Linked DNA regions of Homo sapiens: regions 1 and 2 are each linked to region 3. A link is a loop called in an ENCODE intact Hi-C map of the cell type or tissue named here. Cell type or tissue: PC-9. All regions are shown on one strand. Links, peaks and the distances in the headings refer to the core of each region. The heading gives the core; the rest is flanking DNA. Region 1 overlaps ADAMTS12 (ADAM metallopeptidase with thrombospondin type 1 motif 12). Region 2 overlaps ADAMTS12 (ADAM metallopeptidase with thrombospondin type 1 motif 12). Region 3 holds the start of ADAMTS12 (ADAM metallopeptidase with thrombospondin type 1 motif 12).

Region 1 (5,705 bases), core at 2,121-4,620, 160 kb after region 3:
GATCAAGACCAGAAATTGGTCTAGTGTCTAGATGAGGGGCCAGGCAACTACAGTCCATAAGCCAAATTCAGCGTGCCATCTGTTTTGTACAGCCTGATAGCTAGGAATGGATTTTACATTTTTAAGTGGTTACATTTTAGATGGGTATATAAGTACTCATATAATATCCTCGATTTTACCTTTCATCCTGCAAATTATACAAGATAGCAAAAACATTTACTATCTGGCCCTTTAATAGTGATAAAAACTTGCTGATCCCTGGTCTAGACCATTGGTTCTCAAAGTTTAGTCCCCGGACCAGCAGCATCAGCATCACCCTGGAACTTATAAGAAATGCAAATCTACAGGACCCACCCTAGCTTTATTGAATCGAAAACCCTAGGGTGGGGCACAGTATCTGCATTTTAACTTTGGAGAGCTATTTCTTTATTCCTTCAGAAAAGAAGACCCGGGGCAAATTACTTAACCTCTTTGTGCTGGATTTTCTTCATCAGTAAGGGTTGGGAGAATTTAACAGCTGAAACATGTAAAACTTATTAAGGTAAATGCCCAATGTATATTAGTTATTGTTATCTCAAATGTACTATTATTTAAAAAAGCATTTTATTAGGCTTAGGTTAAAAATCAAAAGACTTTACCAGACATCTGAAATTCTAGCAAGAATCATTAAGGTACATGCAAGGTATCTTGCAGTAAGGTATGTCCGGGTGGGAATCAGAAGTGCTGGTCTAGAAATTTGAGAGCCAAAGAGTTACAGACCCTGTCAGGGTGGCCCACAAGCTCCTCCTTCAGCCAGGCTCTGGAACATTTCCCAAGCCCTGAGCAGACACCCCAGTTGATGTTTCTTCCAGTGGAACACTCAGCCTCCTCCCCCACCCACCGTTTTGGCTATAGCCCCTTCCTCTCAGGCCTTTGGTGTTGTCATCCTTTGCTGCAGCTTCTCACTTCCTTGCTAACCTGGAGCATAAGTACTCATACTTTATTCGTGAATCATTTGGGGCAATCAGGATAGTAAAATTCATTCTCAGGGGACTGGGTCTTTGTTAGGAATTTTAGAAGCTATATTATGTTTAGCACAGTAAATTAAATGTGGAAAACATGTTAGCTGTCTTCCTTGTTATAATTTTTTTAATTCACAATTGTGACTTAAAAACCTGGGGTAACTACAACTCCAGCTGGTTAACATCAAGAGAAGCTGCAAATTATTTTGGACAGCAATGATTTCTGCTAATGTTACTGCTCTTCTTCAGGTACTTCACGTTTTTTTCTTCTGGTGCTATTATTCTTGAAGTCAGGCTTTGCAGAGCTGTGTCCTCACCTCTGACCTAGGCAGCTTTTGTTCCAAAGAACCAGAAGTGACAGGGTATGACCACTTCTCCTGAGAGGCAGAGTGGGGTTTGGTCTCTAGCTGCGAACAGGAGAAGCAAGGAACACGTTCCTGCTTTTAGAATGGAGGAAAGGAAGGATATTGTTGTCTCTTCTCTCTTTACCCACTGATGGCTTGGCCACTGCTTGGGGGCTGCCTCCCTCCTTGTCTGCTCAGCGCTTTTTCAGAGACATCCTGAGGCTAAGAGCTTACTCTGTGTGTGTGTGTGTGTGTGTGTGTGTGTGTGTGTGTGTGTGTGTGTAGTGGGGAAGTGTAGGCTTTGACATCAGATGGGTCTGGGTGTGAATTCTTGCACTGAACAGCTCTGAGACCTTGGGTGTTTCTGAAGTTCTCTGAGCCTTATGATCTACATCTGTAAAATGCACATGGTACTTGCTTGGCTGTGTCTGTGTGAATTGGAGATGATGCATGCATGTTAAGTACTGATCTCTGTTATCAGAGCTGGCAGCCCCCGTGTCTCGCTGATGAGTCTCCATGGCCACATGGAATGATGGTTTACAAAATGACACTTATGATCCTTTCAGGAAACTCTGGGTCACAAGGATGCTTTAGCCAAATGCAAAGCCACCTGGATTTGCACAAAGCACGGCCATGTTTGTTTGGAGTATAAGGACCCAAGGGTGCTGCAGCCACTTTTACTGGCCAAGACCAATCCATTCAAAGCTGGTTTCCAGCTCCCTTCAGACTAGCTAGTTATCAGTATTTGAAGACCACGTATTCCAGGCAAGCTACTAGAAACTTAACAATGTCTCTTACTTAAGATTCGTGGCTGTCTTATGATTAGAGGCTGTTATTATCCCCATTTCACAGATGAGAAAACTGAGGCATAGATCAACTGACTTGCTCAGGCTCACGCTGTTAAAAGTAACAAAGGTTTGTGTCACTACAGATTCTGTGTTCTGGACCAGCATGCTCTAGGACTTTTTTCCTACAACTGGTTTTCTTGAAGAAAGTTTCATTTAACAGTTTTAATCTGGATTTAAATTTCTTTAAAAAAATAGTAACTGTATTATTCTGTAACTTGGTTATTATAATAACCAAATATAATAACCATATATTTTTTTTACTGGGAAAATAATATAATGAGGAAAATAAAAGTCACTCATAATCACACAACCAAAAATAGCCACTATTTGTGAATATGTTATTTATGTAACATTTTATATGATATGAAATAATATAATTTAGTGTTATATTGGATAAAAATATAATATAATATATAATAAAACCCACAATTGGGATGTGTAAATTCATTCTGCACAGTTTATATTGTGAACATTTTCCCAAGTTATAAAAGGCTATTTTAAAACATTTTTAAGGATCACTTAAAGCTTTACTGTGGAATGAAATCAAAATTTATTTACACATTCCCCTGGTGTTGGACTTTTAGATTTTTTTCACAAATTTTCTTATTATAAAACTCTGTGTGATTATTATTCTTGTACCACCAATTTTGCCCACATTTTAAAATATTATCTTAAGAGTCCTATAAATGAATTACTGAAAATATTTCTAAGAATTCCTCCAAAACGTAACACTAATTTATATTTCCAAAGCAACATATAAAAAGTATCCATTTGTTCTACTTTTGCCAGCATTGGACAAAGTATTTTTTAAATCTTCTCTAATTTGTTGTGCAAAATATGCTATATCAGGAGTGCCCTAATTATTTCTGTGAATATGAATATCCACAGTTGTCAGATTTTGAACCACTGATAATTCTTCTTTAAGAATCATCTCTCCATGTTCTTTGATCATTTTTAATAGGATTATTAGCAATTTCTTAATTTTTCATAAAGGCACTTAAGAGATTAAGTATGTAACATCTTTGTCATATTTGTGGGAAAATGCTTTTTCTGTTTTCATCTTTAATTTTTTTATCTCTTCTTATGTAAGATTTTCATTTAGACGTTTTCTTTCTGATTTCCTCCATTCTTTTTATGCTTACAAAGTCCTTTTCCATTCTAGTGTCAGATAAATATTCACCTACATTTATTTTTTTTAGCACTTCTATGTGGTTTACAATTGGATTTTGAATGAGAAGGGAGATGGTGAATATGTGGTACATGTATTGCCTCTTCTGGCTCCTGGTGCTGGGCAGACATCACTAGTCTATGCTGGCACCCTATTCTGCTCAGCCTGCGCAGTCCTGGTGCTGGGTAGACATCACTAATCTATGCTGTCACCCTATTCTGCTTGGCCTGGATGCAGCCCTAGAATATTTCTCAAGGCAGCTCCAGGTCTAGCTACCACCAGCTGGTCAGAGGTGGAACATGAGATTATACCTTTTTGCCATCTCTCCAAAAGAACAAATTTCTCTGATATTGACAATAAAGATGACCAGTTTTAAAATCCTAAGTACCCTATAAATCTTATATCTATATGGAATAATTTATAGTCTTGTCCATAATAACACATGCAGTCTAATAAGATGCAATGTTAACATTTCTTAGGCAGGGTCATGAGCCATCAGCAGACCTCTGGCATCTCTCTAGTGGACAGCCTCTGCCTCAGCCAGAGCATCGTGTTCCTGAGTGCTGCCTTTTCACACTGGCCTTAATTCTAGATCCTATCAGCATAGTCCCAAAAAGGATTTTTAGCAATCCTTAATTGTTTGCTCCTTTCTGCCTTTCCTGATGTCCTAGGATTTGACCATCTTGGTAGACACAACTGGCCCTTCCTGTGGAGCTGGAGTGCATGTCCCAGCCTCTGCTGGCTGCCTTGCCTCATTATCATGCATACCTTTTCAAGGCATCTGATAAAGACCATTCCTGAACACATCTGAATGAAGCTTAGGATTGCCATGATGAGGCAGCAGGAGAGCCTCCTGTGCTGTGTACATGGCTGTCGTCTTCAACACTCACTTTAATGTAGAGAAAAGAAAGATAAGGTTGGGTGCAGTGGCTTACACCTGTAATCCCAGCTACTCGGAAGGCTGAGACATGAGAATCTCTGGAACCCGGGAGGCTGAGGTTGCAGTGAGCCGAGATCACACCACTAGACTCCAGCCTGGTGGAGACAGTGAGACCCTGTCTCAAAAAAAAAAAAAGAAAAGAAAGATAAGCAGAGAAGAAACTAAGAAACTGGAATTTATTAATTCATAATAGCAGTGATTAGAAATAAATTATTTATTATATGCATGACATTGAGCTAAATCCTCTACAAACATCCCTTATTTAATTCTCCCAATAACACACTGCAACTGCTTTTACTATCCCTATTTACGGATGGGAAAAGTAAGGCAAGTCAGAGATCTCCCAAATAGTTAAGTGTGACTGGGATTTGTATCCGGGTCTGTCTGACTCCTGAGCTAGTACCCGTTATTCTCAACCCTTCTGCTATCTCTGCCAAGGTACAGATTTCTTCATTGCTGAAGAACTTCAGGACAATAATTGGGTTATTCTAAATGAGCAAAGTTAAAGGACCATGCAAAGGGTTGCCTGTCTTTTGTGGTCCAGTTGAGAATTTGTGAAAACATCAATGGAGTTAATATTATACCAGTGTGAAAAACAGTAGATAAAGTCGAGGGTTCCAATGAAGCAATCCTAACTAAGTGAAGGATGAATCTTTCTGTCTTTTGACACTAGCTTGCTGTAGGTCAATGGAAGCAACCTGCCTTTGGAAGACCACTGGTTTTAGTATATTTTGCTGTTATTTAAGACAAAAAACAATAAAATTATAGACCTTTATTCATCACTTTAAGATAATGAATCAACATTCTATAGGAAAAAATAAAAATAGGCATTTAAACTATATTTTAACCACGTAAAGGAACACATACAAGAGGAGAAGACACAGGGAAGGAAACAAAAAGGACAGCTTTTGTGGCCCCTCCTGCCTCCAGTCTTCCCCCCACCCATCCTCTTCCAAAAAAGGATCAATCTTACCACACACATACACACAGAAACACACACACAGACACACACACACACACACACACACACACACACCCTAATGGACTCTGATCTCATAATAGCACCAGCACCTTATACAATAGTGATACTTATACAATGCCACACATATGCTGTTTTTGCAACTATTGGCATAAACTGTGTCTAATCCCATATCACACAGAAAGATTCAGATTTCATATTTGATCTGTAACCTGTACAATGTGGGTCTCCTTTCTACCCGTGGGTGGGTAGTGAAGGACTTCGTCAAGAGCCTCAGGGTGGAAGAAAGAAGCCTTCTAATGTATAACTTTTGCCTTGGAGCTCCAGAATGGAACTTTTGGAGCTCCAGAATGGAACTTTTGCCCATAGACAGACTCTTAATCATTACTATATTTGGAAAATGTTGGGTGGTTTAGTAAGTAATA
Region 2 (5,705 bases), core at 2,085-4,584, 63 kb after region 3:
ACAATCATGTGATTTGGGGAGTAATGAATCATCTAGAAGGAGGACCAGCTGGAAGATGGAAGCAGGACTCTTCAGTTGGAACCTACAACGCACCTGCTATTAGTTCTCAAAATGCAGTAAGTCAAGCAAAATATTTGCCTTCAGAAGCCAGACTACTATTTGGGCTAATTTGTGCAGAAACTTTCACAGGATAGCAACACTTAAGATCATTGTTTATTTTTGCTAGGCAGGTAACTCACCATCCTTTAAGAGACAGTATAGTAGAGTGGTTTTAGTGGTGGAGTCTGGAAGCAGAATGCATGGACTGGAATTCTAGTTCTGTCATCTTTCCATTGTATAATCTCGGACAAGATATTCAATCTCTATATGCCTCACTGACCTCATCTTTAATAAGGGATATAAATTGTAGCAGTTCATAGGATGTGGCTTCAATGAGTTAATATCTGTAGCATGCTTAAAAGAATGTCATAGTAAATATGCCTTACATAGTAAATATTCTCTATTGTTTTTGCCTATTGTTATTTCAATTGTTTTAACCATTCTTCTGGTGTATCATATGGAGCTATGTGTGTGTGTTTTTGTGTGTGTTCTCCATAAATTAAGAGTCTGTTTGTAGCATAGCCATGAAGGAGATCATTTTGAAAATGGAATTAAATCAGGAACCAAAAGCATCAAATCATGCTACTGTTTTAGTATGGGCTTCTTTTGCAGAAACTGAAAATAAGAAAGAATTCTTTTTAAAATTAATATATATGTTTAACTTATGTATATATCCAGTAAGACACTGTCTATATCAGTATATACATATACTGATATAAGTGGAAGCAATATAAATGAAAGCTATATATATACAGACAGAGTTTTGCTGTGTTGCCTAGGCTGGAGTGCGGTGGTGTAATCATGGCTCACTGCAGCCTTGACCTCCTGGGCTCAAACAGCACTCCCATCTCAGCCTCCCAAGTAGCTGAGACTACAGGTGTGCGCCACCACTCTTGGCTAATTTTTTTTCAATTTTTAATAGAGACAGTGTCTTGATAAGTTGCCCAGGCTGCTCTTGAACTCCTGAGCTCAAGCGATCCTCCAGCCTTGGACTCCCAAAGTGCTGGGATTACAGGCGTGAGTCACTATGCCCGGCCAAGACAGAATTCTTTAGCAAGTGGCTTTAAAGTTGTTAGGACCTCTCGTCCCCAGACACTTCTGTGTTTTATATCAATTGGCTGCTTTCTTGGTAGGCTGACCATTTTCTGACTATCTTCTCTTGTGAATATACTTCTAATCATGTAATTGAGCTAGTCTTATATCAAATTGTGATATCGATCAAGTTTATATTCCAGTTGTCTTACCTCCTTTTTGCCATTTTTCTCCTCATATCACCTCTTCCCTCTATCTTCTGAAGGGATCTGGGTGGTACAATGGCTCTCCAGAGCCCTTATTGGACCATTTAACTGAGGTCTTCCAACTTCATGGATCCTTTATTTCTCCAAAGTTGTCCCATCATTTCTTCTTTAATCCATCAGAGCCTCATGCCCACAGCATAGCTAGAAATGTCTACCTCATTTCAAATTTGAGATCCTAGCTTTGATTTATATCAAAGCCACTGACCTGTCTTCCAGTTTGGGCTGTCTGGCCTCCCTTTCTTCATATGTTAGGGCTCAGGGTTCTAACATTTTATTGAGTTAGAGGTAGGTATGGGCTAGACCAAGAGAGTTATGGAAAGGGCTCTCTGAATGTCACTGAGGCTGATTGCCTCAGATGGAAAAGGACTGGGGCCAGATGGATTTCTCAGTATGAAGCGGGTGAATTCTTTGGGAATTGAGGAAAGCTGGTCAACATTAGAGTGGGACTGGAAAGGGCCATTTTTAAAGGAGAATTTGTACTTTCCGACCACAGCTGCTTAGTTAAGTGAAATCTGCTCTTAGATGTGTAGGGGAATTGTTTCCAGGGAATGAGTTCAGGGGAACAGAGAGGCCCATGGAACAACATGCCTCAGGAGGAATTAATTATTAAGACCCAAGGGGGTTGAAGAAGGCAGGGGGCAGCACAAAGGCCAATGGTCAGATCCTCCTTCTATGCAGTTCTTGGGAAATCATTTCTTAACTTCCAGGCTGAATTTGAAGTTGAAGTCATAGCAGGCAGCTAGCTGTGTGCTGCTTTGGAAAGGTGGGGAGGGAAGGTCCTGGCTGGTGAGAAGAGAAGAAGGATGGAAAGAAGAGTAGTGAGTTTAAAGTATGCAATAATAAAACAGCAACTCAAAGTACTATTAAGAATTAAATCCAAGCACACAGGGAAAAAATAGAGTATGCAGTGAAAGGTCATATCTGGATGAAGCTTTGCTAGTAAGGCAGGTTAGGATGCCCCGTCTCTAAGGCCAAGTCCTGCAGCAGCCTGAGCATCTTCCTTCATGTTACATTCAGGAACGCCAGCTTGGGGAGGAGCACAGCTCATGAGTATGAGTCTCTGAATGGGTTCTTTTCCCATTATTGGCATGCAAGTAGCCTGACGAAAGGTGCCATCTGTTTGTCTCATTGAACTGTATCAATTACGTGATGAAAGAGGTTTTAAGATGGCCATGTGCTGGAGTGGATCTCATTCAGAGCAGTATGGTGTGTATGCCCGTTGCTAGTGTTACCAGGGCTGACAAGGCAAATAGCAGCATGACCCTTTCCCTCCCACTCCCCATCCCAAGTGGAGAGGGATTCCAGTTTTCAATAGGAAAAGATAAATCAAGGATTAGTAACTGCAACACAGGGGCGAAAGAGGATGTTCAGGGCAGAATCTACTGCGACAGAGCCCTCCCTTTACCCCTTCTCCACCAACAAGATCCTGAGTCACTGCATCATACCCTCTGCCACAGTACAGTGGGATCATGTTGGCTTCCCAACCACATACATATTTCTCATCTTACCTCTGCCTAGGGTGGATTGTTGAGCAGATGGTGTTAGAAAAACTGGCTTATAATATGGAGAAAAATAAAACTAGAGGGTCTCATACAAATATGGACCCTAGGTGGATTAAGGACTGAAACGTGAAAGGTAAAAGTGTGAAGCCAACAAAAGAAAATGTAGGATAATATTTTAGTGACTTAGTGGTAGGAACATATTTCTTAATAAAGATCCAAATAAAACACAGATTATATAGCAAAACATTGAGAAATATGATTATATAAAATTAAGCATTTCTGAGTTAACAGAAAGATATAACAGTAAGAGATACCTGAAGAGTTTGGTGTCTAAAAGATAGAGGACATTCTGGAAATAAATAAGAAGATGGGAGATCTGGTAGAAAAATTGACAAAAGCACATGAGAAGGCAGTTTACAAAAGGGGAAACTGAATTGCTTAATAAATATATGAAGTGATACTCGAACTCAGTGATTCAGAAAAATACAAATTAAAAGCACTTGATGTTACTTTATACCTGGGAGATTGACAAAGTCTCAGAAGTTGGTAATGTCAAATCTTGGCAGATATAGAAAACAGGACCTCTTGCACTGCCAGGGGAGTAGCCTGGTGTGACCATTTGAGACAGAAGTCTGAGAGTGCATTCCAAATTAAGTGGTCATATGTCCTGTGACCCAACCATCCCATTCCTGGGTATATGCCCTGGAGGAATTCTTAGATAGGATTATGAGGAAATGATCACAGTGCTGATTTTGGTAAAGGAACTGAAGGTCAACTTAGTAAAATGCATAAAGAAAAACAGCAAATACACACTATGGAATATTTTGTAGCAGTTAGAAGGAACCCACTAGATATGCCCACAGCAAATGGATAGATGGTAACAAGGTATATTTGAGTTTTTTTATAAGATAATAAATAGCATAGTATTTATGACACAATACTATTGATATAAAATAAACTACATTAGCAAACAAAAACATTCTATCTATCTATCTATCTATCTATCTATCTATCTATCTATCTATCTATCTATTTTGTTTTCTCCAAGGACATATCCAAATGCGAGGATACATGTCAAAGCACAACAGAGTGGTTACTATTTTTTTATTAACATGTTTTTTTAATGGGTGAGTAAGACAGGGAAGTGGGGATAAAGGAAATTTGCTGAGGTAATAGCTTTCTATTGCTGCATAATAAGCTACCACAAACTTAGAAAGTTTGGAACAATACCTGTTTATTAGCTTACAATTCCGTAGGCCAGAAATCTGGCACAGCATGACTGGGTTCTTGGCTTAGGGCAGCACAGACTGAAATGAAGGTATTAACGGGCTGAGTTCTCTAGAGACTGTGGGGAGAAGTCCGTTTCTAAGCTCAGTTCTTTGCAGCTGTAGGACTGAAGCCCCTGTTTCTTTGAGTGATAAACCAGTGACACCATCGACTTTTAGAGACTAACTGCATTTCTTGCTATGTGACCCTCCTTCATCTTCAACCCAGTGGTGACACATCAGATCCTCTTCTGTTTCCCATCACCGACTTGTGTCCCTCTGCCCAGCTGGAGAAAACTCTGCTTTCTTTCAGGGTCAATTCTGAAAGTGCTTCCCCAAGCCCATCTGTCAGCCTTGAGCAGACCCCTAATGGGCTGAGAAAGGGACCAGGTCTTTATGCGGTGAATGAGACACATCATTCCATAGACATTAATTTTTGTGGATGAACTGAGAGCTATTTAATAGGAAACAATTACGTGACTTATTAAGGGTCATTAAATTTTAGTATTCATAAAGTCAGTACATGACTAAAGCTTATTATAGACTCCAATTTGGTATTTTACTAAGAAGCCCATTCTCCCCGTAATGCCTGGCAATGTAGCTGAGGTCTCACTACCATCCAAACACATAGATGGCTGCAGTTCTGCAGTTTGGGGACAGAAGTTTACCATCAAGGTAGTACTTAACTGTTTATTTTTATTTGATACTTGTTTTAGTGCTTATTGTTTATTTGGTACTTGTTTTTCATTATAAATTGCTATTAGTTTAGCTTCATTATTAATTTAGGTTATTTGTTAAATAGCCAATAATGGGCAGTGGTACACATTTTCATCAAGAATATTTCTATGTTTTCAAAGAATTAAACTCAAAATTATATATATATATATATATACACACACACACACATACACATACATAAACATATTTCTGTTTTCAAACAGACTTAAAAGCATATATATATTCATGCATATACATGAGTTCATACATATATTCATACATTCATACATACATGTATGCATACATATGTATATGCAAATTGAATTACCAATACTTAAACCTTTGCATATACACTTTTCCAAATTTGCTAGTATTAATATTACTATTTTTTATTAACATTTTTTTTAATGGGTGAGTTAGGTGGGCAGCTAATCATTTGCCCTCACTGAGCAGACTATCATTTTTATAAGTTTAAGTTCCATAGCTGAGGAAGAAAAGTTCTTTGCTAAGCACACTATTGTAGACCACATCAAGATGCATAAATTGAATATAAAATTTTCAAAGAGAAGTAGAGAAAACAATTTATTTCTTGACTTCCCTTAGAAATGTCCCTAACTCTTCTCACCAACAAATCATCTAGGAGTATAGAGGTGATGTAGTTTCATCTTCCCTGTTTTTAAGAGGACTTCTTTTTTTAACACCTCCTAACTGCAGTTCACATAACGAAGTCAAATGATGTGTACCGCCTGTTCAACTATGGCAAGGTAGAGATCTGTTCCAGTGTGGAGTTTTCTAAATTCAATTTGCAGAGGTGAGCTGGTGCA
Region 3 (5,705 bases), core at 1,159-3,658:
GTGAGAAAGACTCAAAGGGCCATTGCTAGCTTTGATGGGGGAAGAGGGCCATGAGCTGAGGAATTCAGGCAGCCTCTAGAAGTTGGAAAAGGCAAGACAACAGATTCTCCCCTAGAGTCTTCAGAAATGAATGCAGCTGTGCTAACTCCTTGATTTTAGCCCAGTGAGACCAGTTTCAGATCAGAACTGTCACATAAGAAATTTGAGTTGTTTCAAGCCACTGAATTTATGGTAACTTGTAACACCAAAAATAGGAAACTAGCATATACCTCTCAAAGTCTTGGTGCCCATGTGTTCCACATCTGAGAGGACCACCTTGCTTTCAGACCACTGAGTTTGCCTTGGAGGCTCTGTCCCTATACAAGGTTGAGTAAGCTGGTATCCCAGAACTCTTGATTAACACATGTGGTTGGCTGGCAGCCAGGGAAAAGTCAATATTGGGGGCCGAATTCTTCCTGAATGGAGTAAGGAGGCCTGTTTCAGCTCAGAGGTGAAAAATCTTGGCTGGATTAGCCCAGTAAATTCTCAAGATGCCTGGCAAGCGTCCTGGATTGTGGCATTCTCTGACCGATGTAAAAGCTTGAGCCTCTGAATGAATGGACGCCCTCTCCAGGGTAGCCAGTTCAGGGAAACTGGGGAGATACCTTAACACCTTCCTGGGTTGACTTAATTCCTGGTTTCCTTTTGAGTGAATGGAGGTGGGCTAGGAAAGATGGGGTTCTAGAATCAGAAGAGCCGCACAGAGATCTGCAGACTCAGAGGGGCCCACAGGCATTTGCAGCAGTCACCTCATTGCACAGCTGAGGGGGCTTGTCTGAGGTCACATTAGCAGATTAGCGCAGCCCATTTCCCTTTGTGTGACTTGGCAAAGAGAAAAATCGCCTATTAGTTTTTCCAGTGGAAGAGAATCCCAGAGCGGTCCGAGTGGGTGAGGAGTCTTGATAGAGCGATGTTGGGAAAAGTTCAGGAACTTGGAGGAGAACAGCAGGGGAGGGGGCAGCGCTGAGCGCGGAAGGATGGAGGGAGTGGGGCCCCCCTCTGCCTCAACTCTGTTCTCCTCATTTTGAGCTTGTATTTAAGCACGCCGGGGGGCTGGCCTGGGGGCCTCTCACTCGCAGCTTCCTCCAGTGCCTCCCAGGGCGGCTCTCCCGGGTCTCCCCTATTTGGCCGGCTCGGCCAGCTGGGCCTGGCGTTCGGGGCGGGGCCGGAGGAGCGCGGGGGTGGGAGTCCGGGAGGAAGATGCACCGAGCGGGCGGGCTGCGAGGCCGCGGGGCATGCGGGAGGCGGAGGGGTGGGGACCGGGGTGGGCTGCGCCCTCCCGCTCTGGCCCATTCCACACCCCGCCGAAAGCGGACACTGTCAGCTGAATCACTCCCCTTTTAGGAGGAGGGAGGGGAAAAAGGTGTCTAGCTCCTTTCTGCTTAAAAAAGCACAGGGAGATCGCGGGCAGCTTTGCAGTCGCTGCCTTCTCGCGCCTGACCATGCACCCCTGCATCTTCCTGCTGGGCCACAGGCGAGCGCTTTATTTCTGGAGCTGAGGGCTAAAACTTTTTTGACTTTTCTTCTCCTCAACATCTGAATCATGCCATGTGCCCAGAGGAGCTGGCTTGCAAACCTTTCCGTGGTGGCTCAGCTCCTTAACTTTGGGGCGCTTTGCTATGGGAGACAGCCTCAGCCAGGCCCGGTTCGCTTCCCGGACAGGAGGCAAGGTTAGTGACTCTTCTTTATTTCTTTTTAAAACAGTGGTGGTAAGACTTGCGGGAATTTTGTTGCTCCCCTTTCCCTTCCCCCACCCGGCAGAACTGAACTCTGAAAAGCCATTTGGCTGCGTTGTAAGGAAATCTGGGCTGGGACCTCAGGAGCCTAGGCTTTCTCAGAATTCAGTGCTTAAGGTGATGAGTCCTTCATTCTTATAGAAAGGTGAGTACCTCACTCTTTTACAGGGATGACACTGCAGTCTTTGAAAGACCCAAGAGGTAGCTGGTAACTTTTTCTCTTTTGTCTCCTCTTTGAATGCTGTACTGTTTTGATCCCCTATTTTTCAGACTCTAAACATGGAAAATTTTTTTTTTAAGTGCTAACTGGCTACTGGCCGTCATTGCAGTGTTTCTAGTTAGTTTTAAACCTCTGGTCAGGAAAGGGGAAATGTGATTCTTCCCCCCTACTGAGCAGGCTTGGCTGTGTTTTGGTTTCCTGGAAAGATTTAGGGTTGTATTTTTGAAAGAATAGTCCTTTTGGGGGAACTATACCTCCATAAGGGCTCACTTTTTCCTGTCCTGTCTCACTGACCACAGCTGGCTGCTTCTCTTTATGAATTTCTGAACTCATGTTATTGTAGGAAGCATTGGAAGCGTTCTGGTGGACAATTTGTTGTTGTTGTTTTATTCTTTTAAGCCTAACAGTCAGCAGTTTATTGGACTTGGAAGGGTCAGAGGCACCTTCATGTTTGGTGGGGGGTTCATTGTACCTCTGGGGGTAAACAGTCCTAGCAGCAGCAATGGCCCGCGTGGCACTCTGTGTCAGCCCATCCGATCACTGGCAATAGCCTTCCAGGGTGCAGGTACCAGTGTTGCTGTCCCTGCTGTACAGATGAGGATGCTGCAGCTTGGAGAGCTTATGAGGCCAGCTAATGTAGAGCAGAGTTTTCAGCTCAGGTAGTCTGACTCTTAGAATCATGCAGCACTGTCCTGTAGCAATAATAGGGACACACACGCACACACACACGCATATGCACCCACACGCATGCACACGCACACAGAGCACTGGGTTAGCATGCACTAAGTCCTGTGTTTGCTGACTGTGCTGAAGCCTCGGGAAGTGTCCTCCATGACTTTCTGACATCCCTTTAATTCCCAAGGCCACTCGGGTGATAAACATCACCAGCCTGTCCTTGTTTAGGATTTCTAAGCAGGGTTTTCTGCTCATGTTGTAAAATTCAAATATTGCTGGACAACTCATCTGCTGTGGCTTCAAGACGTATCAGAAGCAAGTCCCTCTCTTTGCTTTACTTGGAAAGCTGGAGCCAGCAAACACTGGGGTTAGATGTCAGTCAGCCAGCACTCACTTGTGTAAACGGTCCAGATACAATCTCCCACCCCCAAGTTTAAAATAGCAGGGCTTGTTGTTCTTTGAAAAACAGTTCCTTTGTGAAAAGTCTCCCTTCTGGGGCAGCACAAACAAAGCCTGCAAGCACTTCCCAGGGCATTTGGAGATGATTTCGTTCAAAGACACACATTCTCCTGGGTTGGTTTTCAGCTCTGCTCCACATCTTCTTTGTAAGGGAATTCAGCTTGGTGTGAAGCAGACACCACGGGGCCATGGTTTTTGCTCTCTGGAAAGTGAGATATGATTATTTTCCCTAGTCACCTCTATCTAGAGCTATGTGCTGAGAGTATCCACTGTTCAAAAAACCTATAAAGTGCTCCAAGCTTATTGGTGATATATATATTTATTTAGGTTTAAAAATAATTAGAGGTTTTTGTTTTTCGAGGCTGAGTCTTGCTCTGTCTCTCAGGCTGGAGTGCGGTGGTGCAATCTCAGCTCACTGCAACCTCTGCCTCCCGGGTTCAAGTGATTCTCCTGCCTCAGCCAACCAAGTACCTGGGATTACAGACGTGTGCCACCATGCCCGGCTAATTTTTGTATTTTTAGTACAGACGAGGTTTCACCATGTTGGCCAGGCTGTCTCCAACTCCTGACCTCAGGTGATCTGCCCACCTTGGCCTCTTAAAGTGCTGGGATTACAGGTGTGAACTACTGTACCCAGCCAATAATTTCAGTTTTTAAAAGCATTTCACCAACCACAATCAATTCCCTAGTGGATTTACAAATAATCCACATTTGGTGCAAAGGAGAAATTTCTAAGCAGACTTACATTTAGAATTAAGAAGGAAAGTCACAAAGAGGGAGGAAGGGATGGATGAGGGCAAACCAGTAGAGAATGAAATTCTAAGGCTATCTGGGATTAGGATGGCCTGGGTTTTTCCCTCCAAATGACCTACCTACAGCCTCACAAATAACCAATCTCCTTAGACTTCCATTTCCACTTTGATAGCATTTTTGAATGCATTCAAATCCTGAACGTTTAAACTTGCAAATTACTTCAGGATCATCTCACCCATTCTTATTTTTGAAATATTTAATTTTTTTTTTAATAGAGATGAGGTCTAGCTATGTTGTCCAGACTGATCTTGAACTCCTGGCCTTAAGCAATTCTCCCACTTCAGCCTCCCCAAATGCTGCGATTACAGGAATGAGCCATCATGCCTCGCCCCCATTTTTACTTTTATGGATAAGGAATGGGAGGTCTAGGGCATCAGTTAGTCAACATATATGATTGAGCACCTAATAAATGCCCCTTCACGAGGAGGGTAAAGGGAATTGCACAGGGTTCCACATTTGGAGACAGATTCAGACACTACATTACCTTTTAGGTTCCTTCTAGTTCTAAGAGTTGGGCTAAGTCAGGATTTTAGTCGTTGGAAGGAGTATGGAGATAAATCCAGTCCTTTCTGGGACTAGAAACATAGAAACAGGCTATTTGACTAACTGCCCAGTATTCTTTCCACATTGCTCAGTTGTGATATAGGAATGTGCTGTGACTTACACAGGATTTCTTGGTTCACAACCAAGTATCAGAACAACGGGAAATATTAATCTTGCACACAACATGCTGCGTGTCTTCTACAGCCAATCATATCCCCTTAGGTTTGTTTACCCCTATGCTGTTTACAAAGCGCCAGTCTGTTCCATGACCTCTTTTGCTCCTGACATCTCTGTGAAATCAACAGGACAGTCACTTTATTCCATATTAGAGATGAACTCCAGGCTTGTGCAAGAAACAGAGGGAATGTTGCAGTGTTTTCAGATAAGAGTTTTAATTATTTATGTATTCTATTAAAAAAATTCTGCAAGGAGGAAAGGATTTCAGCTATTTTCTTAATGTAAAAAGAGAGTTCACAGATTTGATATTTTGTGTTGATTATAATAATCTATACAGTTAGCACATTAGTTATCATAAAGTTTATGAGCAAATCCAACCTTCTGTGGCATACTTTACAATTTTGAGGAGCCCAACACAGTTCTTCACAACATTCCAACATGTGTAAATTTCTATAATAAAAATAGCGTTGCAAGGTTACAGTTATCTTACATGGAAGATAATTATGAAAATAAACCTCTATTACAGGAATTTCATAATCTTGTTTTTTAGAAAGGGATCTGAGAAATTCAATTGTCTCTAAGATAGAAATAAATATAAAGAATAAGTACAGATAATGCTCGCTTTGGAAGCACATATACTAATATTGGACCGATACAGAGAAGATTAGCGTGGCCCCTGCTCAAGGATGACATGCAAATCTGTGAAGCGTTCCATTAAAAAGAAAAAAGAATAGGCCGGCGTGGTGGCTCATGCCTGTAATCCCAGCACTTTGGGAGGCCGAGGTGCGTGGATAACCTGAGGTCAGGAATTCGAGACCAGCGTGGCCAACACAGTGAAACCCCATCTCTACTAAAAATACAAAAATCAGCCGGGCGTGGTGGTGCATGCCTGTAGTCCCAACTACTGAGGAGGCTGAGGCAGGAAAATCTCTTTAACCCTGGAGGCAGAGGTTGCAGTGGGCCGCCAAGATCATGCCAGCCTGGGCAACAGAGCAGGACTCTGTCTCAAAAAAAAAAAAAGAATAACTACTATAGACTGAGCC

What was found. Peaks named below come from ENCODE experiments on the same cell type or tissue, not always from the same donor. Only the 100,000 strongest peaks of a DNase experiment are listed, where the experiment ranks them.
Region 1: it touches region 3 in a loop (2.0-fold over the local background); 2 of 110 quality-filtered maps call a loop at or near these places.
Region 2: a loop joins it to region 3, with 2.9 times the contacts of the local background. A loop is called at or near these places in 4 of 110 quality-filtered maps.

The regions. Positions count from the first base shown.
Region 1 is chr5:33,729,922-33,735,626 of GRCh38, reverse strand. The region is part of intron 3 of ADAMTS12 (ADAM metallopeptidase with thrombospondin type 1 motif 12); the gene reads left to right. Among named protein-coding and RNA genes, the nearest start is that of ADAMTS12, 160 kb to the left of the region's middle. In PC-9, for the core only: no CTCF peak of the experiment used is centred there; no DNase peak of the experiment used is centred there.
Region 2 is chr5:33,825,938-33,831,642 of GRCh38, reverse strand. The region is part of intron 2 of ADAMTS12 (ADAM metallopeptidase with thrombospondin type 1 motif 12); the gene reads left to right. Among named protein-coding and RNA genes, the nearest start is that of ADAMTS12, 63 kb to the left of the region's middle. In PC-9, for the core only: no CTCF peak of the experiment used is centred there; a DNase peak (open chromatin) is centred at 3,582; H3K27ac peaks cover 2,500 bases.
Region 3 is chr5:33,887,734-33,893,438 of GRCh38, reverse strand. It overlaps ADAMTS12 (ADAM metallopeptidase with thrombospondin type 1 motif 12), which reads left to right and starts at 1,449. Exons shown (of 24, transcript NM_030955.4): 1 at 1,449-1,709. The coding sequence starts at 1,583. It also overlaps the pseudogene RNU6-923P. RefSeq lists enhancers at 1,166-1,665, 1,666-2,167. In PC-9, for the core only: CTCF peaks have their summits at 2,426 and 2,627; DNase peaks (open chromatin) are centred at 1,358 and 2,598; H3K4me3 peaks cover 2,500 bases; H3K27ac peaks cover 1,399 bases.